Regions from separate parts of the Homo sapiens genome. Here region 2 is linked to region 1. A link is an interaction called in ENCODE POLR2A ChIA-PET data of the cell type or tissue named here. Cell type or tissue: Panc1. All regions are shown on one strand. Links, peaks and the distances in the headings refer to the core of each region. The heading gives the core; the rest is flanking DNA.

Region 1 (15,834 bases), core at 1,941-9,940:
TTCTGGTATATGTGTGTGGATGTGGGAATAGCGGGGGAGTTCCCTGCCCTCCATCCTATTCCCCAATGTCTACCCTTTGGCTGAGGGACTTTTCTTAGAGTAGTCCCTGTCACTGCCCTGGCCACCCCCGCCAGCAACATGTTCCCAGGCTCTGCCCCCACCTCACTGCTCTCAGCCGACTCCCTCGTTGATGCTGGCAGTCCTGGTTCCCTTGACTTTCCTTTGTTTATTTTGGAAGGCCTGGTCATTTAGCGGCAGGCACTGCAGTCATTTGGTTCCAGCTGTTTCCCTCGGGCCTGGCTGGTGGATGGTCTGTGCTGGAGACAGCTGGCCTGAGTCGGGGGAAGTCAGGGCCCTGCGGGACAGAGACCAGCAGTAGCTCTTGGACATGCTTAAAGGACAGTAGCCTATTGTGGGAGAATTGACTGGGGCGGGCTTGGCTCCAGCTACCCCTTGTGGCCTTTGAGGGTCACAAGATATTTCTGAGGCACTCTGCTTTCTTCTGCCTACAGCCTGTAGCCCACCCAGCCCAGGCGGACACTGTGTGTGTGTGTGTGTGTGTGTGTGTGTGGTGTGGTGTGTGTGTATGCGTGTTTGTATGTGTGTGGTGTGTATGTATATGTGTGTGTATGTATGTGAATGTGTGTATGTGTGGTGTGTGTGTATCTGTGTGGTGTGTGTGGTATGTGTATGTGTGTGGTGTGTATGTGTTGTGGTGTGTGTGAGTGGTGAGTATATGTGTATGTGTGTGGTGTGTGTATTGTGTATGTGTGTGATGTGTGTGCATGTGTGTGTGGTGTGCGTGTATGTGTGAGTGTGTGTATGTCTGTATGTGTGGTGTATATGTGTATGGTGTGTGGTGTATGTGTGGTGTGTATGTGTGTGGTGTGTATGTATGGTGTGTGGTGTGTGTGGTGTATATGGTGTGTGGTATGTGTGTGGTATGTATGTATGGTGTGTGTATGTGTGTGTGGGTGTGGTGTTGGCACTGGCATGTGAATGTATGTGTGGTGTGTCTGTGTATGTGTGTGTGTGAGTGTGTGTATGTGTATGTGGTGTGTATGTATGTGGTGTGTATGTACGGTGTATAGTGTGTGGTGTGTATGGCGTGTATGTGTGTGTGTGGTGTTGGCAGAGGCATGTGAATGTATGTGTGGTGTGTCTGTGTATGTGTGTGTGTGTGTGGCATGTGTATGTGTGTGGTGTGTATGTGTGGTGTGTATGTGTGTGTGTGTATGTGTTTGTGGTGTGTATGTGTGATGTGTGTATGTGTGTGGTGTGTGGTGTGCGTGGACTGTGTGTGTGGTGTGTATGTGTGTATGTGTGTGGTGTGTGTATATGTGTGTGATGTGTATGTGTGTGTATGTGGTGTGTCTGTGTATGTGTGTGTGCATCTATGTGTGTATGTGTGTGGTGTATATGTGGTATGTGTGTGGTGTGTGTGGTGTATGTGTATGTGTGTGGTGTGTCTGGTATGTGTGTGGTGTGTATGCGTGTATGCGTGTGGTGTATGTGTGGTGTGTGTGTGGTGTGTGCGTAATGTATGTGGTGTGTGTGTGGTGTGTGCATGTGTGTGTGTGGTGTGTGTGTATGGGTATGTGGTGTGTGTGGTGTGTATGTGTGTGAGTGGGTGTGTGTGGAGTGGGTGTGTGTGAGTGCGTGTGTGTGGAGTGGGTGTGTGTGGGTGTGTGTGGTGTGGGTGTGTGGGCGTGGGTGTGGTGTGTGTGAGTGGGTGTGTGTGGTGGGTGTGTGGTGTGTATGTGTGTGAGTGGGTGTGTGTGTGGTGTGTATGTGTGTGAGTGGGTGTGTGTGGTGTGTGTGTGTGTGAGAGTTTGTGCACGCGCGTGTCTGGGGGACATCAGGAAACTCTCCAAGAGAATCTTTTCTCCAAGAGAATCTTGGCAATGGGTTTTTTTAAAATTTAAAAAACCCTCCATTTGTTTATTAAATAGGTAAAATATCGCCAAGGTAGAAAATACTGATAAGGAATCTTAAAATCTCTCTGATTCCACCATCTAGCAGTGCCTGGGCTAACACAGGGCACACTCTCCTCTAAGGCACTAGTGTGGCTACCGCGCGGGGACCTGGCTGGGTGGAGGAAGGAGTGAGGCTGGAAGACGGGAGTTGGGGCCAGATGGTTCTGTGTCATAGATGGAGAGACAGAAGCCACATGGAGAAAGAGCATGAACCTTGTCCTCAGACGAGGTCAGAGCCTAACTCTGGCCACTCCTTAGCTCTGTGACCTTGGACAAATTACTCAACTTCTCTAAGCGTTCACTCGCTCATCTGAATGAGAACAATCATGTCTACCTTGCAGGACTGAATGAGAGCAGACCTATCTTGTGCCTGACATGTGGTAGAATCTGTTCAATAGATGTCAGTCCCTCCCCAGGAAGTTTGGATTTTCTCCTGCGAAGCTATATTTTAAGCAGCAGAGGGCAATGTTTATTTCTTATGACGGATGAATTGACTCCTTTAAAAGCATTTGCAGGATCATAGAGGCCAGTGCTGGTGCAGGTGTGAGGGAATGTGCACTCTTATAGGCTCCTGGAGAGGGAGGCGTTTCACTGGTACAATCTTTTCTTGGTGGTTAGGTATTGTCAAATACATTTACAAGAGCCCGAGAGTTTCACTGGTACAGTCTTTTCTTGGTGGTTAGGTATTGTCAAATACATTTAGAAGAGCCCAAGAGTTTCACTGGTACAGTCTTTTCTTGGTGGTTAGGTATTGTCAAATACATTTAGAAGAGCCCAAGAATTTCACTGGTACAGTCTTTTCTTGGTGGTTAGGTATTGTCAAATACATTTAGAAGAGCCCGAGAGTTTCACTGGTACAGTCTTTTCTTGGTGGTTAGGTATTGCCAAATACATTTAGAAGAGCCCAAGAGTTTCACTGGTACAGTCTTTTCTTGGTGGTTAGGTATTGTCAAATACATTTAGAAGAGCCCGAGAGTTTCACTGGTACAGTCTTTTCTTGGTGGTTAGGTATTGTCAAATACATTTAGAAGAGCCCGAGAGTTTCACTGGTACAGTCTTTTCTTGGTGGTTAGGTATTGCCAAATACATTTAGAAGAGCCCAAGAGTTTCACTGGTACAGTCTTTTCTTGGTGGTTAGGTATTGTCAAATACATTTAGAAGAGCCCATTGGTTAGGACTGAGCCCCTGTGCTAGGATGGGACAGACCAAACCAAAATGGAGTCACTCGTGCTGAAGCTCCACCCCAGAAAGCCAAAAATAAGTTGTTTATCTGACCTTCCCAGAAATCAGGAGAGTGAAAGATAGTAGCCAGATTGCCAAACAAGCCTCTGTTTTAACCCTATAAGGAGAGTAACTTTAAAATGACCGAGATCCACTTTTTGTTCACTGTGTCTCCTTTCCTCAGCCCTTTTCTGTCTATAAAGCCAGTCTCCTCTGTTCAGCTGTTTTGAACACTCATTCCAGAAGAGGTGTTGCCAGATTCATGAATTGCAAATAAAAAACAATGAAGATCTTTAAACTAGATTTGATGTAATTTTATCTTTTTTTTTTTTTTTTTTTTTTTTTTGAGACAGTCTCACACTGTCACCCAGGCTGGAGTGCAGTAGCATGTTCTAGGCTCACTGCAACCTCTGCCTCCCCGGTTCAAGTGATTCTTGTGCTTCAGCCTCCTGAGTAGCTACGATTACAGGCTCACACCACGATGACTGGCTAATTTTTAGTGGAGATGGGTTTTCACCATGTTGTCCAAGCTTGTCTCAAACTCCTGGCCTCAAGCACTCTGCTCGCCTTGGCCTCACAAAGGGCTGGGATTACAGGCATGAGCCTCTGCACCTGGCCTAATTTTGTCTTTTGACAGTGTTATGCATCAGAAAACTTTTTAAAAAAATGTCTACCCTTTAGTCCAGCAATGCCACTGTAAATAACTTATCCAGTAGAGACGATCAGTCCAGACGCATTTACAACACTATTCATTCATAGCGTTGTTTCAACGCAAAAATGACAAATAAGATAAATATCCAACAACAGGGCACATGCATCCAGCTCTGACACAACCTTACCATGGAAACACAACTGGTCATAAATGTCAATGTACCAGTAACTAGTATGTACCAGTAATGTACAGCTAGGTTTATTAACATGAAAACTGTAAAATGTTATTGAATGAAAATAGGTCACAAAAGAAAGGATGTACAGTATGATTTCATATTTGTAAAAAGTTGTATGTACCCGCGTTGTATAAAAATTTTTGGAAGGTTTCCAAGGCCCTCATCCCTGGTTTAAGAGACACCCTCGATTCTTTAAACTAAAGAATGCCAGCCATAGAGGACTTTGGTCACTGGTAGCCAAACATGTCACAAGCAATTCAGAAACTAGCCCCTCTGCCTGCAGCATTCGAGTTCCCCAGAAGGCATCCCGGCCGCAACATCACTGGAGTAGAAAGCAGATGCCTTCCTGCCTCAGTTTATCCAGGATAGGGTCGGGAAAGCATGTGAAGGAGACCAGCTATTCTTTACCTCATAAACCGAGGGGAATTCAGGCTTCCACAGAGACAGGAGAGACCAAGATTAAGCCTGGCTCTTTCCTCCTAAAAAGAAGAGAAAGAGACAAGGTCAAAACTGGCCGTAGGACACAGCTGTTTGGATTCATCAGTCCCCAGGCATTTATGAGCACCATTATGTGCGATGCATTTTGCTAAGTGTAGAAAGGTCACAGAGCCAGAGTTCTTGTCCTTAGGGAGCTCATTCTAGGGGGAAACAAAAATAACCTTGACGTGACTGGTAAGAAAAGAGGGAGGTGACCCAGAGGGGGAAGAGGTGCCCTCCGTGGGGAAATAGAGGAAGGCCTCACTGAGGAGGTAACCCCTGAGCTGATCTTGAAGGATGCAGACAGGACGGGGGATGGATGTTAAAACGGGACAAATGGCATGGACAGAGGAAGAGGCTGCCCGCTCAGTTTCTCTGGGTGTCTGGGCATCTAGACATTCATTCTGTCTCACAGCAGCACTTTTCTGCTTCCAGCTCGCAGAGTGGGGAAAACAGCCACCCAGAGCCCTCCATTTACATGGCTTCCAGCCAGCGCAGTTGGTCCAAGGCTGGAATTGTAGTCCCAATTCCAATTTTCCATGTCTAATGCCCACTCCTGGCCTTGTAAATTGTGGCCAGGTGAGGTAGACACTGTATGGACAAGATCCAGAAGTCTCTGTGGCTCTAACCAAGAGGGCTGGTGGGTGGAGGGCATTTCCCAGGGAAAAAGAGTGGAGTGGGGTGCTGAGTGGACAGCCCCTAAATCTCCATGCAACCTCAAAGGGATGATTCCAACCAGAAACTGATGCCTATACAGCCCATGTGCCCTGTTATCTTTGACACACAAGCTTCTGATTGAAGGACAGTAATTATTACCCCAAATGTGTTAGGAAATAGTAATCTCCCAGATATAGGCTGTCCCATGTGCACTTTGGGCTGCAGGCCCAAGCACATGTGTGTATGTACACACACATATACACACACATACGTGCATACACATGTGCACGCACCAGTCCACACACCCAGAGCAAGAGGAGGAACTCAACTCCTCCTGCAGTCTGCCTGCATCTGCGAAGGATCACCAGCACAAACAATGCAGGGTGACTCATCGCCTGTGACTAACAGGCCTGCGGCTCCTCAGGTCCTCATGGCAAATGTCTCATCATTGTCCTTTTAAACCTTCAATGATGGGGGTCTCCCTAACCTGGCCTCCACCTCCAACCCAGAGGAGCCTGGAGGGAGAGAGCTCATTCAGTTAGGAGGGGAGGGGAGAGCTTAGAGGAATTCACCAGATCTGTGCAATGGGGTGGTGGTGGGGGTGTTACTTTATGAGATGATTTACTGAACATGTGCTGCAACACAGCACTCTTCACTGGAAATTCAGAACAGGGGATAATTTCCCCACAATCTATTTCCTGGCATCTTTTCAGAAATCCATGGATGGTGCAAAGTAAGATTGGAGTGTTGAGGGGGAGGAATGTCTCAGGGGGAGCAGAAACTGCCAGTTTAAAAGCGATCATCAGCTGGATGCGGTAGCTCACGCCTGTAATCCCAGCACTTTGTAGTCCCAAAACCATTGCCCTGCCAGTGGTTTTGGTGAGCATGTCCACCAGGAGATGGGCCTGTCCAGGGTCCCAGTTGTGGAGCTGGGAAAGCAACTATTTATTCAACAAAGGACGAACAGGAAGACCAATGTAACTGAGGATGAGAAGGAGGAATGGGAGACAGATTCAAATGATCCATGAAAGCCATCCTAGAGGCCTGCTATAGTTGGGATGTGATTTGTGCTCACCAAATCTTATGTTGAAATTTGATCCCCCATGTGGTGTTGGGAGGTAGGGCCTAGTGGGAGATGTTTGGGTCTTGAGGATAGAGCTCTCAAGAATGGCTTGGTGCTGTTCCCAAGGCAATAAGTGAGTTCTCACTCTGATGAGAGCAGATTAGTTCCTGGAAGAGTGGGCTATTACAAAACCAGGATCCCCCTCAGGCTTTGCCTTTTCAGATATGTCCACCTCCCCTTTGACCTTCCACCATGTTGTGATGCAGCACAAAATCCCTTACAAGGAGCTGAGCAAATGCTAGATGCTAGCCCCATGCTTATTGAACTTCCCAGCCTGCAGAACCAAGAGCCAAATAAACCTCTTTTCCTTGTAAATTATCCAGCTTCAGGTATTCCTTTATAGTAACACTAAACAGCCTGTGAATGCTTAGGAGTGAGAACTCCAGGAGAAAGACTACTTCCTACCAGTCTTAGCAGGTTAGGATCAAAAGCTTTTCTAATTTGAATGAAAATTAGGAGAAAATATGAACTTCTTCTGAACTTCAAGCTTGTCAAGGGAGATCCTGGTTGCTCACGTAATGCATCACATAGGACAGGCCAGGTTATGCTAAGTCACAAACAGCTTTAGAAAATCTTACTGATTCAAAACAACAAAGGTTTCTTTTTTGCTCACAATGACATGTTCATCACAGATCTTCAGGTGCTCAGCCTGTCCTAGTCAGCCAGAGGGCCAAGCAGCTATTATGTGGCACTTGGACAATTGTCATGGAAAAGAGTATGCTGACTTTAAAAGTTTCCACCTGGAAGCAACACTCATCCTTTCCGCTCATGTGGCAAGTCACATGGCGCGGCCTAACTTCAAGTGGGCAGGGAGTAACCCCTTTCAAGAGCCCAGAGGAGGGAGGGCTGGAGTATTTGTGAACAGCCCTAATAACTTGCGTGCTTAACCAGAGCACATGGCGTGCAGCAGATTCCTGGTACAGACTCTATTGACCTCAGGAATTCCGAGAAGGGAGACAGCATCATGGCTAGATTCAGGGAAATCTTCCTGGAGGAGGTGAAGTCTGAGGTTAACTTTGAAGGACAGTGCAGCTTTAGACCTATTAGATAAGGAAGATGGGCCAGAGGGAACAGCCTGAGACAGTAGATTTGGAAGGAGACCAGGTCTGGAGGCCATAGTAGTTCCTTACTTACATCTTCTCCCAACCGTGGTCTCTTTCAGGCTCCAGGACTCATGCTGGGAGGGCAGAAGGAAAAGACTGGGCTGAGGCCAAGCAGAGATGAAAGTTGTTTTCGAGTATTAACCTGATCAGGAAAGGAGAGTTGGTGGAGACCCCTCAACATCCTCGGCCGCAGGCCCATCACACCCATACTCATCTCCGGAGGAGTTCCAGTTCAGAGAGGAGGTCTAGCCAGACTGGCAGCTGTGCTGTTCTGTCCCTCACTGACTTTTTCCTCCAGCAGATGGGCCCCAGGGCCCCACTGTCAGGCCATCCCCAGAACGAAATAAAAGCATTTTTATGAGAGAAAGAGACAGAGGGGGAAATGAGTGCTAGGTTTCTCTGCTAGTCACTCACCCAGAAAAAGCACCAACTGGGGGTCTTAATATAGTCCTATGGACTGAGTACTGAAGATAGAAGGAAAGACAAGGCCTTGCTTGGGGATGTCCTGGTGTGGAGGAGATGTGGTCCTTCCCTTTGAGATATCCTCAGGCAATGCCTTCAGGGTATTCTCGGTCTTAAAGGGAAGATAGAACTTCTCTGCATCCTGTTTCTCATCCTTCATAGCAATTAATTGAAATTGGCAACAGGAACCCAAGATGGTCTGGGAGCAGGTGTTAGGAGGACTTCACACTCCTCCCAACTGGGGCCACTCACAAGAGAAGCCTTAGACTTGGTCTATCTAACTGCCGGGTTATTGCAAGGAATAAATGAGCTCTTTGATAAGAGAGTGCTAAACAACAAAAACAACATTAGTAATAGATCATTCAAAAGCCAGGGCCTGCAGGTTGGACGGCTTGATGTCAAGGCCCTGAGGATGGTTAAGGACTAGACTCCCCACTTTCCCTACAAGTGGCCGCCCAGTACTGCCCTGGTGATGGGTAGTCTTCCGTGGGGCCAGCTCCTGGGGGATAAAAGAGGAGCCACAGGGCAGAGGGGAGGAATAAAAGAATGGAGTGGGATGGCTGAGGTGGGCAGGATGAGGATGGGTAGGAAGCGCAGGAACTGGAAGAGAATAGGGCAAAGCGCCTCCTGGGGTTGAGAATGGGAGAGGGCCCAACAGTTGGTTCTAGGGTGGGTAGGAGATGAATCACAGTTCTGGGATGAGGGGGTAGAAGTCTGGTATATTGACCAGGGGGAGGACTTGTGGCAGGAGATGGAAATTGCGGTGAGCTGTGTGAGTTTCAGATACACAGGGACAGCCAAAGGCAAGAGTGAAGACGGTCACAGCCTGGAGCAGAAGGCTGGCCTTCCCCAGGCTCAGATTCTGATGCCCCCACCCCTCTGCCTCTGAGTCAGGCTCACAAGCCCCGTGGGAAGCTGTGGATGCTTCTGAGGCACCAGAGGGGCTGGGTACTGCTGAGGAGGGGAAGGTGGGGCTGGGAAGCAGGCAGGGGCTTAGAGCAGGAACAGAGATGGGCTCCAGGGACTGGGCAGTGAGCTCCATGGTCTCTCTGTGGACCAATATCAGGGCCAGGTTTTCACCCTTCCTAGAGCTACGTGTCCAGGAGCAAAGAGCTGCTTGGATCTTCCTCGGAGCGGTGCATGTGCTAAGAGGAGGAATAGAATGGCTTCTGCCATCAAAACTGTCCCCCTTCCTTCTCTCATCCAGTCAGCACTGGATGCACCTTGGGCGGAGGAGTTCAGTGATGCTCACCTGGGATCCAGCCAGGAGAGGGCGTGGTCTTCACCCCTGCATGGACCCCTAGGTGGCCAAAGATCAGGACTCTAGTGCTCAGACTTCAAAAGTGAGCACAAAGGCATATAATAATAATGATAATAATAATAATAGCAACACATTCTTATCTTGTGCTTGGCACTGCTCAAAGGACTTTGCAGCTGGAATCCCACCACAACCCTGCTATTGCCACCTATGTTTTATAGATGGGGAACTGGGCACAGAGAGGTGAAGGAATTTGCCCCAGGTCCCAGGGCAGGAAGGGGAGCAGCTGGATTCCAACCCAGACAGCCCAGCTTGTGGGCCTGTGCTCCAACTGGACATGGACTGATCTGCTGGAGGGTTTCCGTTACAGCCAGCAAGTCCTTCACTCAGAAGATACTGCCAAACTCGGGGCTGGGCGCTGCTGGGGCTCTGGGATCAGTGCCCTGGAGTCCTGGGCTTAGGAGTTGGGGGAGGCCAGCCAGGCAAAGGGGCCCTGGGGGTCTGAGGCAGGCAGGTCAGCTGAGCAGGGCTTCAGGGTGCAGAGGGAGGGGCAAGATATGGGCACAGGCATGGAGTAGGGGCAAGGAAAGAGTAGGAGGGAAGAAGGGAGGGGGACTCTCCAGACAGCAGATGAGTGAATTGGGAGAGCTGAGGGTGAGGGTTAAAACGACAGCAAATGCAGGCCTCATCTGGTCTATAAACAAATAAAATTGGAGCCACAGTGGGGCACAAACAATGTCCTGGAGACAGAACAAGTCGCCACATGCCCTGAGTGAGGCTGGAAGAGGGTGGGCTTCGGAGCTGCTCCTGGCAGACGCCTTGCTGGGCCACAGTGTCAGAGACTCAGAACATGTGCTAAGTTCCAAAGAAGAAGAAAATCCCCTAGCCCATGGGCTGCCTGGAGTTGGGGACGCTGGAAGGGGGAGAGAAGGACCTCCTCAAACTCGGGCAGGCTCTGACCTTCAGTGAGGACTCAGGAGTCTGCAGGGACACTGTCCAGGAGGCACACAGGGAGCTTGGCCTAGGAGGCCAGAAACGGGGGGTTCAGGTCTGGCCCTGCTCCTGCCTGTGAGGGACCTTGGGTAGTTCACAGCCTCTCTAAGCCTCATTGGTGACATGGGCACATGGACTATAACTATTGCTATTATCAGAATTACTCTCATCAGTAGAGAGCCTTCCGGGGAGCCCTGCTCAGGCATCTGGGCTCCTTCTGGCCTCTGTGGGCAGGACCACCCCTGACACCCCTGACACCCCTGTCTACAGCAGGGCTTCTCAACCTTGGCACTGGTGACATTTTGGGCTGGAGGCTTCTTTGTTTTGAGGGCTGTCCTGTGCATTTCAGGAAGCAGAATCCCCAGCTTCTACCCATTAGATGCCAGTAGCACCCCATCATGAAAACCAAAATCCTCTCAAGACTTTGTCAAAGGTGCCCCCTGTTGAGAGCCATGGGTCTAAAGGGAAGATAGGTGAAGATGAGCCACAGGACAGATGAGCCAAGGGGCTGCACTGGCAGATCCTGGGGTGGGTCCCTTCATCTCTCCCAGGTCCTCAGTTTCCTGCTTCTTATTATGGGAAACAGAACTCTGGGCCTCCAAGACAGAAGGAGAGATGCTGTTTGGAACCTGGAAGCTGTTTTAGGTCGGGTTGGGTGGGCTGAGGGACCACTAACTATCCCATCAGGAGAGCGCTAGGAAGGAGGCGTGTGGTCAGGGACACCTGTGTGCTTTGCTCCCACGTGCCGCTCCGCCTCATTCCTGGTGCTCCTCTTGTCTTCATTTCAGTTCAGACCCTTGCAGTTTTCCTCTGTACTATGCTGTTTCGTAACGACGTGCCTTTGCACATTCTATTTCCTCTGCCTAGAGAAGTTTACGTGCCTTGTCAATCTGTCGAACTCTTATTCATTCTTCAAAATCCAACCTAGGAACCATCTCCTCTATGAAACCATCCCTGACCTCCCTGATGGAGTGAATTTTTCCCTTCATGGACCTTGTCTCTTGCCCTTCTCTCTCGAACTCCTGGCCTCGAGCAATCCTCCCGCCTCAGCATCTCAAAGTGCTGGGATTACAGGCATGAGCCATCATGCCCAGCCCTGCGCTTCTCTCAGTAAGGTTTCATTGCCTGTCTATTCTACTAGACTCAGAATTCCTGGAGGGAAGTTCCTCGAGTTCAGTGACACTCAGCACAGAGCCAGGCATGCTGATCGGCCCAGTCAGTATTTGTCGAGTTGAACATAATTCAGAGGCAGAGGGAGATTCAGCCCATTAGGAAGGCCGACGCCTCTGCCAAGGTAGGCTCTGACTCGCTGCGGGAGGAAGACTGCCCTTTCTCACCACAGGGACTTGTAGGACACCCCAATCTAAACTAATGTAGGAACCACAACAAGCTGTTCATGGGGCACCAGCTGGTCCCAAAAGTGGAATTCTAGAACCTTAAAATTGCAAGGGGGCTCTGAGGGCCAACCTTCTTTACAGGCAAGGAATCTGAGTCCCAAAGAAGTGACAGGCCCTGCCCTAGCACACCTAGGTAGTTAGTGACTCAACCGGAACAAGAATGTAGGTCCCTGCAATCCCAGCTTGGGGCTTAGGCTGCCTCAGAAAGCAAGCTGGGCCAGGAGCAGTGGCTCACACGTGTAATCCCAGCACTTCGGGAGGCCAGCGCAGGTGGATCACCTGAGGTCAGGAATTCGAGACCAGCCTGGCCAACATGGCGAAACTCCATCTCTACTAAAAATACAAAAATTAGCTGGGCATGGTGGCGGACACCTGTAATTCCAGCTACTTGGGAGGCTGAGGCAGGAGAATCTCTGGAACCCAGGAGGCGGAGGTTGCAGTAAGCCAAGATCGCTCCATTGCACTCCAGCCTGGGCGACAAGAGCCAAACTCCGTCTCAAAAAAAAAAAAAAAAGCTGACCCCTCCAAGGTGTAGCCCTGAGTCTGAGGAGCTACGAGGTAGGAATCAGCCTCACACATCTGCACAGTGGGAACAGCAGCACCTGCTTCCGAAGGAGTCGGTAAATGTCATGAGGCACAACGACAGCACACAGTAGGTCTTCACTAAGGTGAGGTCCCCCCGCCACCCCCACTTCCTGCTCCTCCCAAGAAGGTGCCAGCACTGAGAGCCATTGTACAGTTCAGAATCAGGAAGTTTGTCACAGGCGAGGAGCCAGGTTTTACAACAGGAACTGCTGTTTCCTGAGAACGCGGTGTTCCCAGAGGTCAGCCCTCCCCACCTCTCTCTCCTCAGATCCCATTCAGCCCCACTCCATCCCCACACAGAGTCACCCATTACTGTATGTTCAATGTGTGCTCTCAAATTTGCAGCCCCAGCCACAACCTCCCTCCCGAGGACCCGGCCCACATTCCCCCCGGCCAGCTGGACTTTGGCCTTGGCTATCACATCCTCACCCTAAAGACCGAAGGCCTGAAACCAGGCTCTGGTCTGCTATGGGACACATGGGTGGTTTGTCAGGAGCTGCTTCTAGCCCTTCCCTGCCACCCTGGGATCACTAGACTTGTCTACAGAACATGAAAGGATTGGATCTGAGTCTAGGTGCTTTGCTAGCTCCATGGGGCACAAGACATAGCTGTCTCTCCTGCTCTGTGCTCCTCCTCCCCATAATCTGCCCTCCAACCTCCAGCTTCTTATCTTTCTTGGACTTGTCACCCTTACAAAATTAAATGCTTTTAGGGTCAGTGGCCACATGCCAGGGAAGTGGGTCTTTCAACTGCACACTCCCAAGGGCCAAAGACACAACCTTTTCATCTCCAAAGGCTCAAGGACACCACTCACCCTCCTGTTTCTTTCTTTCTTTCTTTTCTTTTAAAATTTCTTTTCTTTTTTCAGTAGCTGCCACTGTCCACTCCAGGTGTCATGGTGATATGGAGATGGCTTTAGATGCATATTCCATCAGACGACCCAGAAGTACTCAAATCTTTCCTAACCCCTCAATCCATTACAAAAAACGTAAAGCAAAGTAATAGGATACCTTGTTGCCAGCTGGGGCTTTGACCCCCTGCGCCAACCTAGGAAGCAATGCTGTGGCCACCTTTCTCCTCAGCTTGTCAGGCCCCATAGCCTTGCGCCAAAGAACCTCTTTCTCCTATGGCCACACCTGAGTCTTAGGTGAGCAAAGGCCAGCACTAAGAAGCAGCAGGTGCCTCGATGTGTGGGCCTTCGTGGCCCAGGTGGCCTGCCAGGAAAAAGACTCAGGTTCACGCTGTCTGAACGGGAGTGGGCTTGCAGCAGGGGAAGAAGAAGGTGCGAGAAAGACATGTCTCGGGCTACTTGGAAACAGGTGGGGGAGGAACATCAACAGAGAAGCACCTGCTGTAAGGGAGAGCAGCCCCTGGGCTTTTCCTCCCTGCACTCTGCAAAGTGGATGAGGGCTGGGGAGCCAGCCCCAGGCTCAGCACTGCCCTGGCAGAGCAGGAAAGGGGCCACGCCCATGTGCACTGGGGTTTTTAAACAGGCACGGTGACCCCACCCACTAGTGCAGTGACCCAGTGGATATCTGAATTGGCCCAGGAAGACAGTGAGAAGGTACAGAGAGACATTTTTTCCTGCAGAAGGCCACAGCAGCACTCCCTGCCCTAATGGGCCTGGCTTGCTTCCACGTGGTGACTTTGAAGGCTATTCTCCTTTAACAGGTTCCCCCAAATCTTGATGGAGAATCAGGTAGCAGACAACATACGTCACAGATGCAGGAGGTTGGGAGGGTTCTGCAGACCCCAGCTTGTTTCCTTAGAGAAGGCCCAGGATGCCTGGTGACCTCTGGAATCCTGGCATTGTGTCCTACTTGGTGATGCCCCCTTCCCACACCTCAGAGTATTCCTGATTCCCACAAATTCCTCAAAAAAAATGACTCACATAAAATGAATTTGCAAGCAGTTGGCATAGTGAAAAAGGGTGGGCTCTTGACTCAGATCTGGGTTGCAATTTCCACTTTCCTGATACCTAGCAGTGAGACCCTGGACAGGTTCCTAGCTCCCGCAGCCTGCGTTTGCTCATCCCAGGGGATGGGGATGTTATCTTCCTGGTGATTGTGAGGATCACTGTGGAGACAACCTGTAGAGTGTCCAGGTTGCTCTGTGAGATGCTCCATAAGTGGTAATGAGCAGTTACTCCAGATTTAAAAAGGAACTCAGATAGTAGTAATAAAAACCAACATAGGGAGAGTACGCATTTTATGCCAGACACTAAACTAAGGACTTAAATTGAATCTTATTTAACACTCAAAATAGCTCTATGGGGTAGATACTATCTATTATGAACTGAGTGTTTCTGTTCCTGAAAATTCATGTTGAAACCCTAACCCCCAATGTGATGGTATTGGGAGGTGGGGCCTTTGGGAGGTGATTGAGTCATGAAGGTGGAGCCCTTGTGAATGGGGTTAGTGCCCTTATAAAAGGAGGCCAGAGATCTAGCTAGTTCTTTTTCCACTGTGTGAGGACACAGAGAAGTTGGCAGTCTGCAACCTGGAAGAGGCCCTCATCAGAACCTGCCCATGCATGAAACACCCCGATCTTGAACTTCTACCCTCCAGAACTGTGAGAAATAAATGCTTGTTGTGTAAACCACCCAGTCGATGGTACTCTGTGATAGCAACCTGAAATACGATTTCCATGTTACAAAAGGAATTTGGGACACAGAGAGGTAAAGAACTGGTTCAAGAGCAGAGTGAAGACTTGAACCCAGAAATACTGACTCCAGAGTGGCCATTTTAGGAAGAGGTAGCAAGAAGGGGCAGAAATGAAGTTGGAGAACTAATCAAACATGGCCCACAAGTTTGTCTGTTCTTAAGGATGGGATCCCCACTGAAACATATGGTAAAGATCTCATTTGGGAGGAAGCTCTGGGCAGGTAGCCCACCCCTATCCCCCGTGTTTGCAGACCTTGCTTTCTGAGCCATCCCAGGTGGGTTTTGGGTGGAGGGAGTAGTCTCTCCTGTCTTTTGGGGTCTCTGTTGAAATAGATCATTAACCTCTCACCCAACTCTGATATATCCCAGGCAGCTCAGACCCAGCTAGTGTGGGAGGGGGTGGGGGCAGAGCCTGGCATCCCTCAGAATGTGGAGGGAAAGGTCTTCAGTAGCACACATGCTGGGAGTTTGAGCCAGCAGCTGTGATGGCAGCATTGCTGACTTGCAAAAGACATCTGTTGGCATGCAGGCATTGTGAAGGAAAGCTTGTAATTGCAGCTATAGATCAAATGCGGACAGAGGAAAAACTGTCAACCTCCTTGGAGTTATTTTGTAGAGAAGAGCAGAAAAATGCAGCTGTGATGTGATAGCTGGGCTGGCTGGATGTTGGCAGAGGAGGGATTCCTGGGGCCATGGTGGAGGAGGGGTCCCCTACCTCAGAAAGCATTGCTGTGCCCTTCACTTTCAGGGTGACAAAACAGCCGGACTCCCAGAGGAAGAGGCCCCTCCACCATGGGGACTGTCATGGGAGCAGCTGTGAACTAAGCCCAGTTTATCTTTAGCATCCTTGTTCTCTTTCTGGATTTGAGTTCTGGTTCTGCCACTTATAGCTCTGTGCCCTTTGGCAAGTCACTTAAAGAAAATAACTCTATGTATTGAGTTCCCGCTATCTGTTAGCTCCTGGGGTTGGTCTTCTCAGCTGGAGTTTACCTTCTTCCTCACCAACAGAGACTGATTTTATTCGGGCTTCCG
Region 2 (15,834 bases), core at 2,948-10,947, 140 kb after region 1:
AATTCTTCTTTGACTTTACTGCCAAGGTTTCTCTTTAAAAAACTGATATGCTTCCTTTATGTAGAAAATGAGAAAAATATAACTCATTGTGTGTCTCCTTTTTTCCTATTACCAACAGAAAATACAAATGGAAGGCCTTTGTTTAAATTTCAGACATATTTGGAGATGCCCCCCAGTCCCTTGTATGACGCTTAATCAATTATCATTATACTAAATGTTCAAGTATACATATGTTTGCCAGAGGCATGTGAACCATACTGAGTAGGGGTTGGGTAAAATGAGGCTGAGACCTACTGGGCTGTATTCCTAAATGGTTAAGGCATTCTAAGTCACAGGATGAGATAGGAGGTCAGCACAAAATACAGGTCATAATGACCTTGCTGAGAAAACAGGCTGCATGACAGAAGCCAACCAAAACCCACCAAAACCAAGAAGGCCACAAGAGTGATCTCTGGTCATCCTCACTGTTACACTCCCACCAGTGCCATGACAGGTTACAAATGCCATGGCAATGTCAGGAAGTTACCCCATATGGTCTAAAAAGGGAGGCATGAATAATCCACCCCTTGTTTAGCATATCATTAAGAAATAACCATAAAAATGGGCAACCAGCAGCCCACGGGGCCGCTCTATGGAAGAGCCATTCTTTTATTCCTTTAACTTATTAATAAACTTGCTTTCACTTTACTCTATGGACTCACCCTGAATTCTTTCTTGCGCAAGACTCAAGAACTTTCTCTTGGGGGTCTGGATCGGGACCCCTTTCCTGTAACATGTTGAATATAATACATATATGCAGTGGAAGGAGGGAGGAAGTAGATGAAAAACTCATAAAAAGTTAACAGTCAAGTTTTCTGAAACTAAAAAACTATACTTTGGGGCCTAAAATTGAGTAATCTCAAATGTTCCCATAAGATGAATGGGTAAGAATTTCATCGGATTGTAAAAACATAAACCTTCCATTAAAAAAGTAGTAAACAGGCCAGGCGTGGAACCTCATGCCTGTAATCCCAGCACTTTGGGAGGCCAAGGTGGGCAGGTCACAAGGTCAGGAGTTCTAGACTAGCCTGGCCATCATGGTGAAACCCCGTCTCTACTAAAAATACAAAAATTAGCCAGGTATAGTGGTATGTGCCTGTAATGTGAGCTACTCGGGAGGCTGAGGCAGAAGGATCGCTTAAACCTGGGAGGCAGAGGATGCAGTGAGCCGAGATCGCGCCATTGCACTCCAGCCTGGGTGACAGAGCGAGACTCTGTCTCAAAAAAAAAGAAGTAGTAAACATAAAAAAACTTATGACTTCTCAAATAAAAGATGGGAAGGTGTACTTAAGCAAAATGCTGAAGCAATAAACCAAAAGGCAATGATCAAAAGACTAAATGACATAAAATTTAAGATTTCTGTATATCAAAAAATGTCATAAACAAAGGTAAATGATAAGCTGAATAAAACATTTTCAACATATGACATATGGAAACGACATGATACATGACAATGTTGTCATATGTTGAAAATTAATATATATATTTTATAAGAAAAAGATATGCCAGACACAGTGGTGTGCGTCTACAGACCAGCTACTAAGAAGGTGGGGGTGGGGGTGGGGGTATGGAGAGGATGCTTGCTTGAGCCCAGGACCTCAAAGTCCAGCCTAGGCAACAAAGCAAGACCTGTCTCTATTTAAAAAAGAAAAGAAGACAAAGAAAATGGTAAAACACAACAACTCAATTAAAAAACAGCAAAGGATATCTCTAGAATAATCACAAATCAGATGTATACTTGGCCAATAAAGGTCATTCTTGGAATTTGTCAAAGACATCCAAATTAAAATGTGATACAAATTTATCACTTATCAACCTGTCAAAGTTTGTTTTTATTTCTTTTACATTTTAATGGTACTATCTAGCATGGGTATTGAGAAAGTAGCATTGTCACACACTAATGTGAGAACATAGATCCACATGACGTTTCAGAAAGGAAATTGTATATTATGTACTAAAGCTTGAAAACTATGCACATCTTTCTATCTAAGGCTTCCCAATTAGAAATTTATTCCAAGAACATAATCAGATAAGGATGGAGATTTATATGCAGGAAATATTCATCATAGCATTAGTTATATTAGGAAAAAATTGGCAATAATCATATTGCTCAGTGAATAGAAGAATGGTTAAATAAATTCTGGTGCCTTTACATGCTGAAATAATAGACATAAAAAACCATGTTTCTGGGGCATTTAATATTCTGGTAATGTTCATGATATTAAATAAAAATGGTTATAAAATAGTACAACTAAACAGACCTCAACACACATCTATATCACAAACATTTTTTAAAAAATATAGTTAGGAAATATCACTGTGGTTATTTCTGGATAGTTTCTATTTATTGTAATTTCATTTTTTTTCTTTGTTGTACTTTCCAAAATATTAGATTCAATATTTTTAAAATGTTATTTAAAAAGGAAGTAGATCTTGGGGCCAGGTGCAGTGGCTCACGCCTGTAATCCCAACACTTTGGGATTTGTAAAAATACAAAAATTAGCCCGGCATGGTGGCGCACGCTTGTAATCCCAGCTACTTGGACATTGAGGTAAAAGAATCACTTGAACCTGGGAGGTGGAGGTTGCAGCGAGCTGAGATCGCACCACTGCACTCCAGCCTGAGTGGTAGAGCGAGACTCCGTTTCAAATAAATAAAAGAAAAAGGAAGTCGATCTTGAAAAAGATCAATCTAATTTCATATTATAAACTCAAAGATATATGCAAAATGCAGAAGAAATGAATAATGAAATATTTTAAAAACTTTTTAAAGATGAAGCAACGGTGAGGAAGGGAAGAGACACAAATAAATGGTGGGTTACAGGGGCAGAGAACACAATCAATGGAGAAAGGAATCGCAAATACAGGTCTCCACTCAAGCCAGCGTGACTTTCTCAAACAGTATTAGGAATTAGTGGTAAGTAATATCACTAATGAATTTCAACTCATTTATGAGTCTCTTCTGGTTGCAAGGTTCTGACATACTCAAATGTGGGTGTGTATGGCTGAGGAAGGATCCTGATTAATAAGCACGGATTTGATAAGGAAAACAGGTCAGAAGTCCAAGAACAAAATCAGTGACACAAGTGGGTCTGGGCCTCAAGGATACTGGGACTGAGAAGGGTCTGGTTCCAGAGCTTCCCTAGGAAGCAGCAAGAGGAGCAGTAGGCAGTGGCAGATCCTCATTCTAGAACTCTGGTTCTTACTGGGACCCAGCAACTCCCTGGGTATCAGCTTTAGATATGTGATTTACCTCCAGCCACCAGCTGGTATCTCTGCTTCTAGACTCTGTATTCTTCTTCTTCCTCACAGGTGCCACTTTCTCATACCTTTTGCTAATTCTTGATCTATCACAGGCCCCTCCTATCTCTCTCTTGATTTTTCAAATTCTGCTTCCAATACTTAACTGCCAATCTCTATTTCTTTTTGTGAGTTTTATGATACACATCATGTGTATCCTTACAGTAACCAGTACTCCACCTTGTCTATCTGGAGTACATCCAGACAGAAAATTAAAAGCAAAAGCTGTATTTCTTTAACCAAATATAGCCAATTGTAAGGCCTGTCAGAACCTGATTGGTTAAGCTCATTCCCATGTGGAGACAACTTTCTGTGCTTCCACCTGGTTGGGCAGTGGCCGACCAATCACTGGTGACTTTAATTTGGATACCCATGCCAGTCCAATCACCTATGGCCAGGTAAGGTAAGGTCATTCACGATTGAAAGCACAGCTACCTTAGTTTACTCCCTCAGTGAATGTTCTCCTTAGACATGATTGTAGGAATAGCAGGCACTGAAATTACTCAGTGACAAAATGTAATAACAAAAGGTCTTATCCAGTATTTCATAACTCATGTTCCCTAGAATTCTAGTATACCACATGATATTAACAAGTATTCTACAGATAAAGGCTTCCGTTTGAATACGTTAATACCTTAGTTCTCTGAGAGAGGAGATCCTCCTGGGCATTATTTCCTAAACTGGTCACAGCTGCGTTTTTCAATATTATAAAGTAGAGCAGAATAAATATCTTATAGTATATTGATACAATGGAATAGTATATGCACAATGGATTAGAGAAATAAAAATATACACACGAATACTGACATGTATACATATGTGTGTAGACATGTGTACAAAAGAGGCAAAACTAAACTATACCATTTAGGGATGCATATATAGATGGTAAAAGTTTAAAGAGAAAGAAAAAATGACGTTCACAAAAGTAAGAATATGGTTACTTCTGGGGGATGCGATGGGGTGGGGACAGATGGAGTATGACTGGGAAAGGGCACACAGCAGGCTTCTGGTTCACTGGCAATATTCTATTTCTTAATCTGGGTAGCAAATATGCTTTATAATTACTCATTAAACTGTATCTTTATAATGTATTTATTCTTTTATATATGGGTTACATTTTACTACAGAAAAGGAGAATAACCAAAAAGCAGCATACGCAAGACAGACAACAAAGAAAGCAGAAAGCAGTACTGTACTTGTACTTGGAGGCACTCGCAAAGTGCTACTAACAACCACCTCAGGTATCCTTCAGTGAAACTCCAATAATAGTTCACCCCTACACAAGACTATTATTTCTCTAATTATATTACCTTTCGAACTATCATTCCTGTAAGATATTACATCTTATGACAATTTACAATCCAATAACAATGGATATAGTCTTCTGCCAAGTTTTTTTTCTCTTTGACTCCATATGGTTATGTATGTTTTGCTATTAACAAAAAGAGCCATTCTGAGAGAGAAAGCCACAAATAAAATTTGGCACAGTCGACCCAATTAAATATTCTACCAAAGAAAAACATGAAGCATCCACTTTCTACTGGTACATTACTTCAAATGGTGTAAAAATTAAACGTGTTAAATAGTTCAATAATTTACAATATTTAAGAATATAATGCTCATTGATATGACATTATTCAGCCACAATGTTTATTCCAAGATGTTCCTTAAAGAATCTGCGTTCTTATCCTGGTTCTGCATCTTACTTACTGCTAGCAAAATGCAGCTTACTAGCTCTCTTATTTGACTGTATGGGAAAAAACTTCAGTTTCCTGGATGTGATTGATGAACTTCATCTATTTAACCAACCTAGTTCCTTCAAGTGAAATGATGCTAATGGGAAAAAAATTTTATTTGACTTAAAGATTTTTTAACACATACATAGAAGCTATGAGAACATATGTTCCTACCTTTACAGTTATAAACAAATATTCTCTAGGACCAATTTTCACCTCCTCAAATACAACTGGATGTGTATGGGAAACACACTTGGGTCCACACATTCAACACACACTCTTCAGTCCACTAACAGCCTAAAAGTCTGTCCCAATCTGGCTATTCTCCATCGGACCTCAAATTAACTATATCCAAAATTAACAATATGTCTCCCCAGGTTTGTACTTGAAATGTTATTTACCAGGATTGTACTTGATTTCTTGGGAAAATCTTAGAGTATCTTGCTCTTCCTCCACTTAATACCACCATATTTAATGTTACCTAGTTCAACAGTTTCTTTTTTCAAGATGTCCCTCCAGTGTACCTTTTCTGTCTACTTTCACTGCCAGTAACTTTGTCCAGATTTTTGTCTCATTCCTAGATTTCTACAACACCTTAGTCTCTCTCCTGTCTTCCTGGACTCATTATACTGCCAGATTCTGTTTCTTTTAGGAACATTCAACAGTTTGAGCATCTTGCGCCTCACATTCACTCATTACCACCCATAATCAGGCCCTGCTTTATCCAAACTAATTTCTCCTTACTCTGAAATACCTCCCTTAGTTGGCCCTCTACCATTCAATTCTAATTTTAACATCTACATCAAGTTCAAATGTCTCCCTGTTGATTTCTCTAAAAGGGTTTATAGTTAACACCACAATTTGTTCTCACCTTTTCAGATCATTTCAAGCATATCAATTTTATCTCTACAACTGTAAGATTCTAAAGATAAAAAATGGTCTTATATTGCTTCTTAAAACCCAAAGCACATAGGAGAGGGATGGAAATTTACATCCCAATTTTTTTTTTTTTTAGAAAGGACAGAAAGGTATCAGAGCCAAGGTACTATCTTCTATTCTGCTGCTTTGATCTTGGCTCAGGTAACTGATTATATCAACAACTGGTGTGTGAGTTGGCCAGTAAAGCATGACTCACCATTTTGCCAAACAATCAGCTTCAATGGGAAAGCGTCTGTGAAATTCTGTTTAAACCACTGATATGTATTCTATGTAAATGCATGAATTATCTGAAAGCTTGATCAGATAATTTTAGTAGAAGAATCTGATTGCTAATTTGGGCTATATGCCCACTAGAATACAGACCCCAAATCAGAATTTTCTAGGCATCAGGCAAATTATTAGCAACCAAGCATCCAAAAATAATTATTGTCACCAAACTAATAATAATCAGTTATCAGATTGCTATCTGATAATAAAAGTCACCCAGTAGGAATGGAGTTAATTTTTCTTACTTTACCCATTAATAATCTTTTTCTCTTCAATACCAGAAGAATTTTATAAAAGCAAAACCATCAAGCTACAGCTATAACATTTCTTCTCATTGTCCAGTCATGATAAAATCTCCATAGTTCAAAAGAATAGAAATTCACAGATTGTACTGTCCTGTGTCTCTCACCAAATAATTAAGAGACTCTTAAAATCTAGTCTTTTATTGTGAAAGGCCACTGTATTTCTCTAATTCCACTCTTGGATCTACTTTTAAGATTTAACACCTGGATAATGTTCTTCATAACTTTCTTAGTTTACATTTCAGAAGCTAAGATTGGGAGAGGTGATAAATTACTTGCTAGAAAAATAAGTTCTTAATATAGGTGAGTGTACTTTTCTTAAATTTCCTTTCAAGAAGCTATGTGAGTACAGGTTGAGCATCCCTAAATCCAAAAATCTGAAATTCAAAATGGTCCAAACTCTGAAACTTTTTGAGTGCCTACATAATGCTCAAAGGAAATGTTCACTGGAACATTTCGAATTTCCACATTAGGGATGCCCAACTAGTAAACATAATGCAAATATTAAAAAAAAAAAAATCTGAAATCCAAAACACTTCTGGTCCCAAGCATTTCAGGTAAGGGATACCAACCTGTATGTGGCTTGTGTTTGTGGGTAATAGGTGTTTAGGGGTAGCACAACAACCCAAGCGTCCATCAACATATGCATGGACAAACCAAATGTGCTACATACGTAATGGAATATTATTCAGCCTTAAATAGGAAGGATATTCTAACACATGCTACAACATGGATGTACCTTGAAGACATTGTGCTAAGTGGAATAAACCAGTCATAAAAGGGCAAATACTGATGATTCTTCTCATGAGGTTCCTAGAGTAATAAATTCATAGAGACAGACAGTAGAATGGTAGTTTCCAGGGGCTGCGGAGAGGAGGAAATGAGGTTAGTTTTTAATGAGTACAGAGTCTCAGTTGGGGAAGATGAAAAAGTTCTGCAGATAGATGGTGATGATGGTTGCACAAGAATGTGAATGTGCTTAATGCCACTGAACTATACACTTAAAAATGGTTAAAATGAGCCAGGTGTGGTGACTCACATCTGTCATCCCAGCACTTTGGGAGGCCAAGGCAGGAGGATCGCTTGGGCCCAGGAGTTCAAGGCCAGCCTGGGTAATATAGTGAGGCCTCACCTTTACAAAAAAAGTTAAAAATTAGCTGGGCATGGTGGCACACACCTACAATCCCAGCTACTTGGGAAGTCAAGGCAGGAGGACAAAATTGGGCCCAGAAAGTCGAGGCTGCAGTGAGCTATGATGGCACCACCGCACTTCAGCCTGAGCCAGAGAGAGAGACTGTCTCAAAAGAGGGAGGGAGAGAGGGGGAAAGAGAGGTACAGAAGGGGAGGGAAGGGAAGGGGAATGGGGGAGAGAGAGAAATGGTTAAAATGGCAAATTTTATGTTTTGTATATTTTACTACAATAATAAAGTATAACACAGAGAATCATATTACTTTTTAAATAACTCTATGTTCTGTGTGGTCAATTTTGAGGCATGCCCTCTACTATTGACTGTGTCTATTCTTTTCACATAATGGAGAAAATAGGAAAAAAATTAAGTATAAGAAAAGACATCAATGTCTACATAAGCAATTATCTTTGTACACATGGGTATTTAAATACTGCCATCTGCTTATGTCTGATATTTTTGCTGTACTCTTCCCAAATGTCTTTATCCATTCATTCAACAAGTATGAACATGGACTATGTGCTAAGCTTTATGTAAAGTGCTAGAGATAAAAAGATGAAAAACACAGTCTCTGTTAAGTCCAGAATCAAGCAGAGAAGGCAAATGACAATATAGCCTAAATGTGAAATAATTAGAGTGCTCTGGGAACACAAAGTGCAAAGCAACTACCTCTAGTTGGAGTAATGTGGCAGACTGCCAATTGTCCCCATACCTGTTCTCTTTTCTTCCATAATAATATAACCTTCCTTGTGGCCATGGACTAAGTTCTGGCCAATGAGATGCAACCAGATACATGGTGTGGGAGGCTTTAGGGAAGCTTTTTAAAGAAACAGCTGGTGTATGCCCTTTGTCTCTTTTTTCTTCCATACTGCTGCTTAAAACAAAGACACCTCAATTTTGAACCATAAGGACAAGGGTCAAATCTGAGAGCTTCCAAAGCCATGAGCTGAAAATTACTTCGTGGAGCAGAGCTGTCATTTTAGCCCTACACTGCAAACTCTGAACTTTGATAGGAAATAAATTCTCATTTTTAGGCCATCCTTATTTTGAAGTCTCTGTTACTTGCTACCGTACCCAACTAATCCTAACTAATGCAGGGGATCAGGAAAGGCTTCGCAGAAAAGGTGATCATGAGCTAGGTTTTAATGACTGAATAGCTATGTGCCAAGTGGAAAATGGAATTTCAGGCAGATACCGCAAAGGCATGGACTCCGGAAAGGGCCTGGCTCTCCAAAAGATGGAAAATGATTCAGATGGCTGATGTATGGGGCGGATGATGTCAAGTAAAAGACAAAGCAACCTGAAAAGTGGGGAAGAGAGAGACTCTCAAGCGTCTTCCATGCCATGTTTAAAAGGTGCTTTTATTCCTGGATGTGGTCTTATTCAATGACTAAGACTTCATTTCTCTGCATATGCTAGAAGAACCAAATGGCTCAGCTGGAAGACAATCAAAGCAGTATGGATTGGGTATGATGAGGACAGGGGTTCAGGAAAAAAAAAATCTTATTTCTGTAAGAGAAGGGTACATTATTATTTTAGTAAATATTGAGGACTAGAAGAAATATGACATGAAGAAAAGATTATGATTCTGAGAGTTAAGGGAGAAGAATATGGATAAATGTATACTTCGGTAATGGCTAGATTAAGTAAGGATTCAAATATCTGCCTATTAAAGTGAACTAAGGCCAATGAATTATTGTATAACTGTAACCATCTATCAATAATAAAATTCCTTTTTATTATATGCCTATACCTGTATGCAGGTTTCCTTTCACAAATGGCTGTCATAGGTTAGTAAGTGATAGCTGAACAGTACCAGAAACTTGGTATTTGATGATCTGACCCCTCTCAAAGGGTTATAAAGAAAAATCAGTGCTTTTAAAGGTTATTAAGAGCTTTAATTTTTATTCATACAAGTGGCATTCATTTTCTGCAATGACTGTATAATATTTTTGTAAATTTTAGTTTTCTAATTAAAAAAAACCACCAGTGTCCTATTAAGAAAATAAAAAACAGCACCAACTATTGCTCCACAGAAGTATCAGAGACAAATTACTGAAAGGGTATATGGCCTCTGTGAATCCATAATCCATTAATTATACTGTCCAAAGTGTCAAAGATCAGAAAATTCCAAGAAGTCCCACAACGTTTCCATTATTTCTTTCTAACTCTCCGTTAAGTACTACATTTCAGTCTTTTAATAAATAGTTACTGCATACTGATTACATCCTAAATGGAGTGTGGGACAGTTTATTAACTAGAAAACTGTAGGACATGGTTTTTATGTTTTAACCTGATATTCCTGCTTTCAATTACTCTTGGTGTGTCATTAGTATCTTCAACCAGATTATGAGTTTTCTCAGCACCTTACTCTGTAACAGGCACCAAAACACTTGCTAAGGAGCACTGTGGGAAAATACTGATTTTTTAAAGAGTGAGATACATGGCTTTCTTCATTTAGATGTTATTCAAATCATTCGTATCTATTTGTAACTTTTGCTTGAAAGAATGTTATAGCTTTTTTTAACCTTGAATTTTACTTGCTTATTATTTATTCATCCCTTACAATGGTTATTCCTTTTTTTTTTTTTTTCTTTTTTTTTTTTGAGACAGGGTCTCAGTTTCACTGTGTCACCTAGGCTGGTGCAATCCAGGATCACTGCAGCCTCGACCTCCTGGACTCATGTGATCCCCCCACTTCAGTTTCCCAAAGTGCTGGAATTACAGGCATGGGCCCCACACCCAACTAGTTATTCTTTATTATAAAATAATCTGGGACTGGCTGGGCATGGTGGCTCACGCCTATAATACCAACACTTTGGGAGGCTGAGATGGGTGGATCACCTGAGGCCAGGAGTTCAAGACCAGGATGGCTAACATGGTGAAACCCCATCTCTACTAAAAATATAAAACTTAGCTGGGCATAGTGGCATGCGCCTGTAATCCCAGCTACTCAGGATGCTGAGACAGGAGCATCACTTGAACCCGGGAGGCGGAGATGGCAGTGAGCTGAGATCGCGCCACTGCACTCCAGGCTGAGCAATAAAACGAGACTCTGCCTCAAAAAATAAATAAATAAAATAAAAATAATTTGGGCAAAAATAGGAATCTAGTATGTAAACAGGCCTTTGACCCACGTAATTATTTGCCAGTGGATACACATTAAGATGTTAAAATCTCTCCAATTATGATTCACCACACGATTTTTAAACATTGTAAGAATAAAGCTAACAGTGAAACCAGCTATTGTGAAAGTTGATTATAAATTCACCTAACTCATCACCATATAAAAGACTAACTCGCATGGCCCTGGCCCTTAATATCAAGAGATGAAATTACAGTGATAATGATTTCTAGGAACAAAGAAAGGACACAGTTGCCAGTGAGCATCTATAGCTTTTATAATATTCTCAAAGGGGTCAAGCCTATTAAAGATACACATTGGTTCTTCCTTACCTCCAGATTCTCAGAGCCCAGCTGGGCCTGCTTCAAACTATCTTCCATACTGTCTCCAGGAGTGTTACATAAATCAGCACTGGGAAATAGTTTCTGTTCAAAATTCTTCAGTGGTCTCTACCCCTTGAAGGATAAAATGTAAATTCTTTCAAGTGGCACATTGGGCCATGATGAATTTGGCTCCTGCCTAACCACTAAGTTTCATTAACAGTGTTTCTTTTTCTTTCCAAGTTCAAACTACATAGGAGTTTTCTGGAGACACCAGGCTTCCTTCTGCATGCTATTCCACAAGCTGCTGTTCCCTCTGCTTGGAATGCCCTCCCTCTACTTACACTATACCTAGCAAAAACATTACTACACTCATTCGGCAAGTCTCAGTTCACTCATCATCTTCCCTGTAAAGGCATCCAAGACTCCTCCAGGCTGACTGACAGCTCCTTCCAGTGGTGTGCTCTCGGAATGGAATAAAAGCCCTGATACAGTCAGTTCTACTATAATGTTTGTTTTGAAAACTACAATTTGTTTCAATGTGCTGGTTACACTAGGGCACAACATGAACACATGAATCCCATTTTCTTATGTGCCATTTAACACTAGATGAATGAAATAAAACTGCATCCAGCCACAGAGCCTGAACATAGGAATACACAACACATATACCTCAAACATCTCCTAGCTACCTCAGTACATCTCTTAAGTTACCAGCCACAGCCATCCACATCTGGTGTTAACTTTTCCTCAGATTTTAGGCAACTGTCCTTCCACCATTTCACAGTATCTCACAAGAGGCAACTTTTCCCATGACTACCTTCACATGCAAACTTCAGGTCTTTTTTAAGGTAAAGTGCCATATTTATTGTAGTTTTTATGTTTCTCTTATGTAAAACTGTTAAAATGGTGCTATCATTTTTATTAGGTTCCTATTTCTTTTAAAAATGTGTTACTGATGAAACTTTTATGGGTTGTGCCTCAATCTTATTTCTCCCTACACTTGGTGATTTTTAAGAATGTATACATCTCATTATAGCAGAACTGACTGGACGCAGTATTTTGCTGGTTTCTGTGGTATATGTACCAACAACAGTTCAGTTCTACTGGCCAAACCTGGCTCCAACATACCACATCCACAGTCCTTTGTACATATCTGTGTCATAAGAATCACATTTTTGCGTAAGTCCTTTCCTGTTTATTTCAATAGACAGTAAACTCCTTGAGGGCAGGGTCCTTGTCTTAGTATTAGTATTTTCTGGCTGTCATAACGAAAACACCATAAACAGGGTGGTTTATACACAAAAGAAATGTATTTCTCATAGTTCTGGAGGCTGAAAGTCTAAGATCATCACAGCACTGGCAGATTTGGTGTCTGGTGAGGACCTGCTTCCTGGTTCAGAGATGGCCATCTTCTCACTGTAACCTCACATGGTGGAAGGAGAACTCTCATCTTTTCAGCTCCGTACAAAGGCACGAATCCCATTCATGAGGGTATCATCCTCATAACTTAATCACCTCTCAAAGGCTCCACCTCCTTATATAATCACACTGGGGATTAGGTTTCAACATATGAATTTTGGGGGGAATACGAACATTCAGTCTACAGCAGCCCTTTCCACCTTAGTACTGATACTCCTTGAAGAGTATCCAGCAGATGGTACGCATCTTGCTAATGCAGACACAATGGAGTAATGGACTTAAAATCGAATATAAAAAGAATGGCTATAAAGCCTACTTCTACAATGGAGAATTAGTAACACCTGCTGTGCTCCAAACCCCCACCAACCTTATTAGTAAAAGGAGAGCTCGGACTTAAACACAAGTGTTTCTGACCCCAAAATGTAACACAAAAGAGACAATGGTCCATAATTAACCTTCATATCTGAATATACCTACTAATCCGATATCCTAGCCTACATATACTTCAAGGTAAATGAGAATTATAGACTGATTAATAAAGCAGACTCCGGAAATGTGATTGATAGATTTTTTCCCATCAATTAGCAAGTGTATATAAAATGTCTTCTAGGAATATGCAAATTAAATTTAGTTATACATTTAATATTTCATGGGAAAAAATTGTATGAAATAGGACCCATTCTCCAAATATGGGCCATTCAATCTTTTTGAGACAGAGTCTCACTCTGTCGCCCAGGCTGGACTGCAGTGGCACAATCTTGGCTCACTGCAACCTCCGCCTCCTGAGTTCAAGCGATTCGCCTGCCTCAGCCTCCAAAGTGGCTGGGATTACAGGCGCCCACCACCATGCCTGGCTAATTTTGTATTTTTAGTAGAGACGGGGTTTCACCATGTTGGCCAGGCTGGTCTCAAACTCCTGGCCTCAAGCAATCCGCCCGCCTCGGCCTCCCAAAGTGCCGGGATTACAGACGTGAGCCACCATGCCTGGCCAACCTAATCTTAATCTAAGCCAATCTCAAAAGTTTTACCCTGAAATCTAGGACAAACAGTATTAATATCCTGAAACTTAAAATACCGAGCATTACATGGCATAGTAGTTACCAGATGTGAAGTGATTTGTTGGCCAAAATCCGTATCTAAGATTGATTTCTTTACATATACAGTCATGTGCTGCATAATGATGTTTGGGTCAATGAGAGACGGCATATATGATGGTGGTCCTTTAAGATCATAACAGAGCTGAAAAACTCCTATTCTAATGATGTCTAGATGATCCTAACCAAGTGTATGCTCAGGACAATGTGTGTGTTTGTATCTTAGTCTTTAACAAAAAAGCTAAAAATTTAAAAACAGAAAAAAGCTTATAGAATAAGGATATAAAGAAAAAACATTTTTGTACAGCTGTATATGTTTGTGTTTTAAAACAAGTACTACTACAAAATAGGCAAAAAGTTATAAAGAATTAAAAAGTCTACAAAGTAAAAAAGTTAAAGGAAGCTAAAGGTCAATTTGTTATTGAAGAAAGAGATTTTTAAGTAAATTTAGTGTAGACTAACTGTACAGTGTTTATAAGGTCTACAATACAGTAATGTTCTAGGCCTTCACATTCACACACCACTCACTCACTCACTCACCCACGGCAACTTCCAGTCCTGCAAGCTCCATTCAAAACAAGTGCCCTATACAGGTGTGCCATTTAAAAATATTTTATACTGTATTTTTACTGTACCCTTTGTGTATAGATGTTTAGATACATAAATACTTACCATTGTGATACAACTGTCTAGAGTATTCAGTACAGTAACAGGCTATACAGGTTTGTAGCCTACGAGCAACAGGCTACGCTATACGGCCTAGGTGTATAGTACGCTATACCATCTAGGTTTGTGTGAGTCTTGTCTATGATGGTCGAACAATGAAATCGCTTAATGACATACTTCCCAGAACGTATCCCTGTTGTTAAGCAACTATGGCTACTTTTGGATCCCCTATTATATGCATACATTTAAATTTTTTAAGTCACAGTATTTATATTTTAACTACTGTTATCTTGAGTAACACAGTGTGAATTTCAAGCTATATGTCAGTGATGTTAGTAAAAAATTAGATTTTAGCATATAGCATATGTCTCAAACAATGGTGAAAAACTAGTTTCTTATATTAAGGTTTTGCTAAGAAACTAAACCACACATAGTGCTTGTGAAGTTATACAGCACAGATAAATGGTTCTCAAATTAAGCATGTATCAGGATAACAGACGGCTTGTCAAAACGAATTATGGGGTCTCACTCCCAGAATTTCTGATTCAGTAGATCTGAGGTAGAGCCAGAAATTTTGTGTGTCTAACAAGTTCCCAGGTTGATTCTGACGATGCTAGCCCTGGTACCACACTTTGAGAACCACTGGCTTAGAGGCAAATGGAAAAGCTTTGGGGGTCAGAAATACAAATCGCTGGCCAGCGTGGTGGCTCATGCCTATAATCCCAGCACTTTGGGAGGCCAAGATGGACGAATCACTTTGAGGTCAGGAGTTCAAGACCAGTCTGGCCAACATGGAGAAGCCCCATCTCTACTAAGAATACAAAAATTAGCCGGGCATGGTGGCACACACTTGTAGTCCCAGCTATTCGGGAGGCTGAGGCAGGAGAATGGTTTGAACCCAGGAGGTGGAGGTCGCAGTGACTGAGATAGCAGCATTGCACTCCAGCCTAGGTGACAGAGCAAGATTCTATCTTGAAAAGGAAGAAATAAAAATCCCTGCTTGTATTTAACATCTATGGACACAGGTAAACAGTTTTACCCTTAAATTTCCTCATGCCTAAAATGAGGAAAATTATTGGAGAATTAAACAAATAATATATGTAATAAGTGCCCAATACATAGTAAGCACTCAAATGATAGCTACGTGTGCTGGCTTATGAATAAATGAATATCATACTTAACAGTACACATTGCTTCAATGCAAACCAAGATAGAGTAAAAACACTCCATCCTGTCTCTCCTACTGAATATAGCTATAAAACCCCAGAATGCTTGGAGCAGCTATTTAAAGATTCTGAAAAGTAAATGGTGGGAGGTAGATGGCAAAATATCAAAATTCAATGGTAGCATGGAACCAGTGGTAAGTTTACTTTTTTCTCCTCTTGTATCCTGCCACCTGGACTTGGGGGAAACCTGGAAGTGGAAATCAATGCAGAGAT

What was found. Peaks named below come from ENCODE experiments on the same cell type or tissue, not always from the same donor. Only the 100,000 strongest peaks of a DNase experiment are listed, where the experiment ranks them.
Region 2: POLR2A ChIA-PET joins it to region 1 with 5 read pairs; 6 of 35 experiments call an interaction of 5 or more read pairs at or near these places.

What each region holds. Positions count from the first base shown.
Region 1 is chr2:46,863,572-46,879,405 of GRCh38, reverse strand. It overlaps LOC124906004 (a long non-coding RNA gene), which reads right to left. Exons shown (of 2, transcript XR_007086310.1): 1 at 15,793-15,834; 2 at 4,086-4,563. Among named protein-coding and RNA genes, the nearest start is that of MCFD2-AS1, 28 kb to the left of the region's middle. RefSeq lists enhancers at 1-292, 293-793, 5,507-6,006, 7,162-7,456 and a silencer at 7,162-7,456. In Panc1, for the core only: no CTCF peak of the experiment used is centred there; DNase peaks (open chromatin) are centred at 2,435 and 5,605; H3K27ac peaks cover 4,229 bases.
Region 2 is chr2:46,728,110-46,743,943 of GRCh38, reverse strand. All of the region lies in intron 1 of SOCS5 (suppressor of cytokine signaling 5), which reads right to left. Among named protein-coding and RNA genes, the nearest start is that of SOCS5, 37 kb to the right of the region's middle. In Panc1, for the core only: no CTCF peak of the experiment used is centred there; a DNase peak (open chromatin) is centred at 6,193.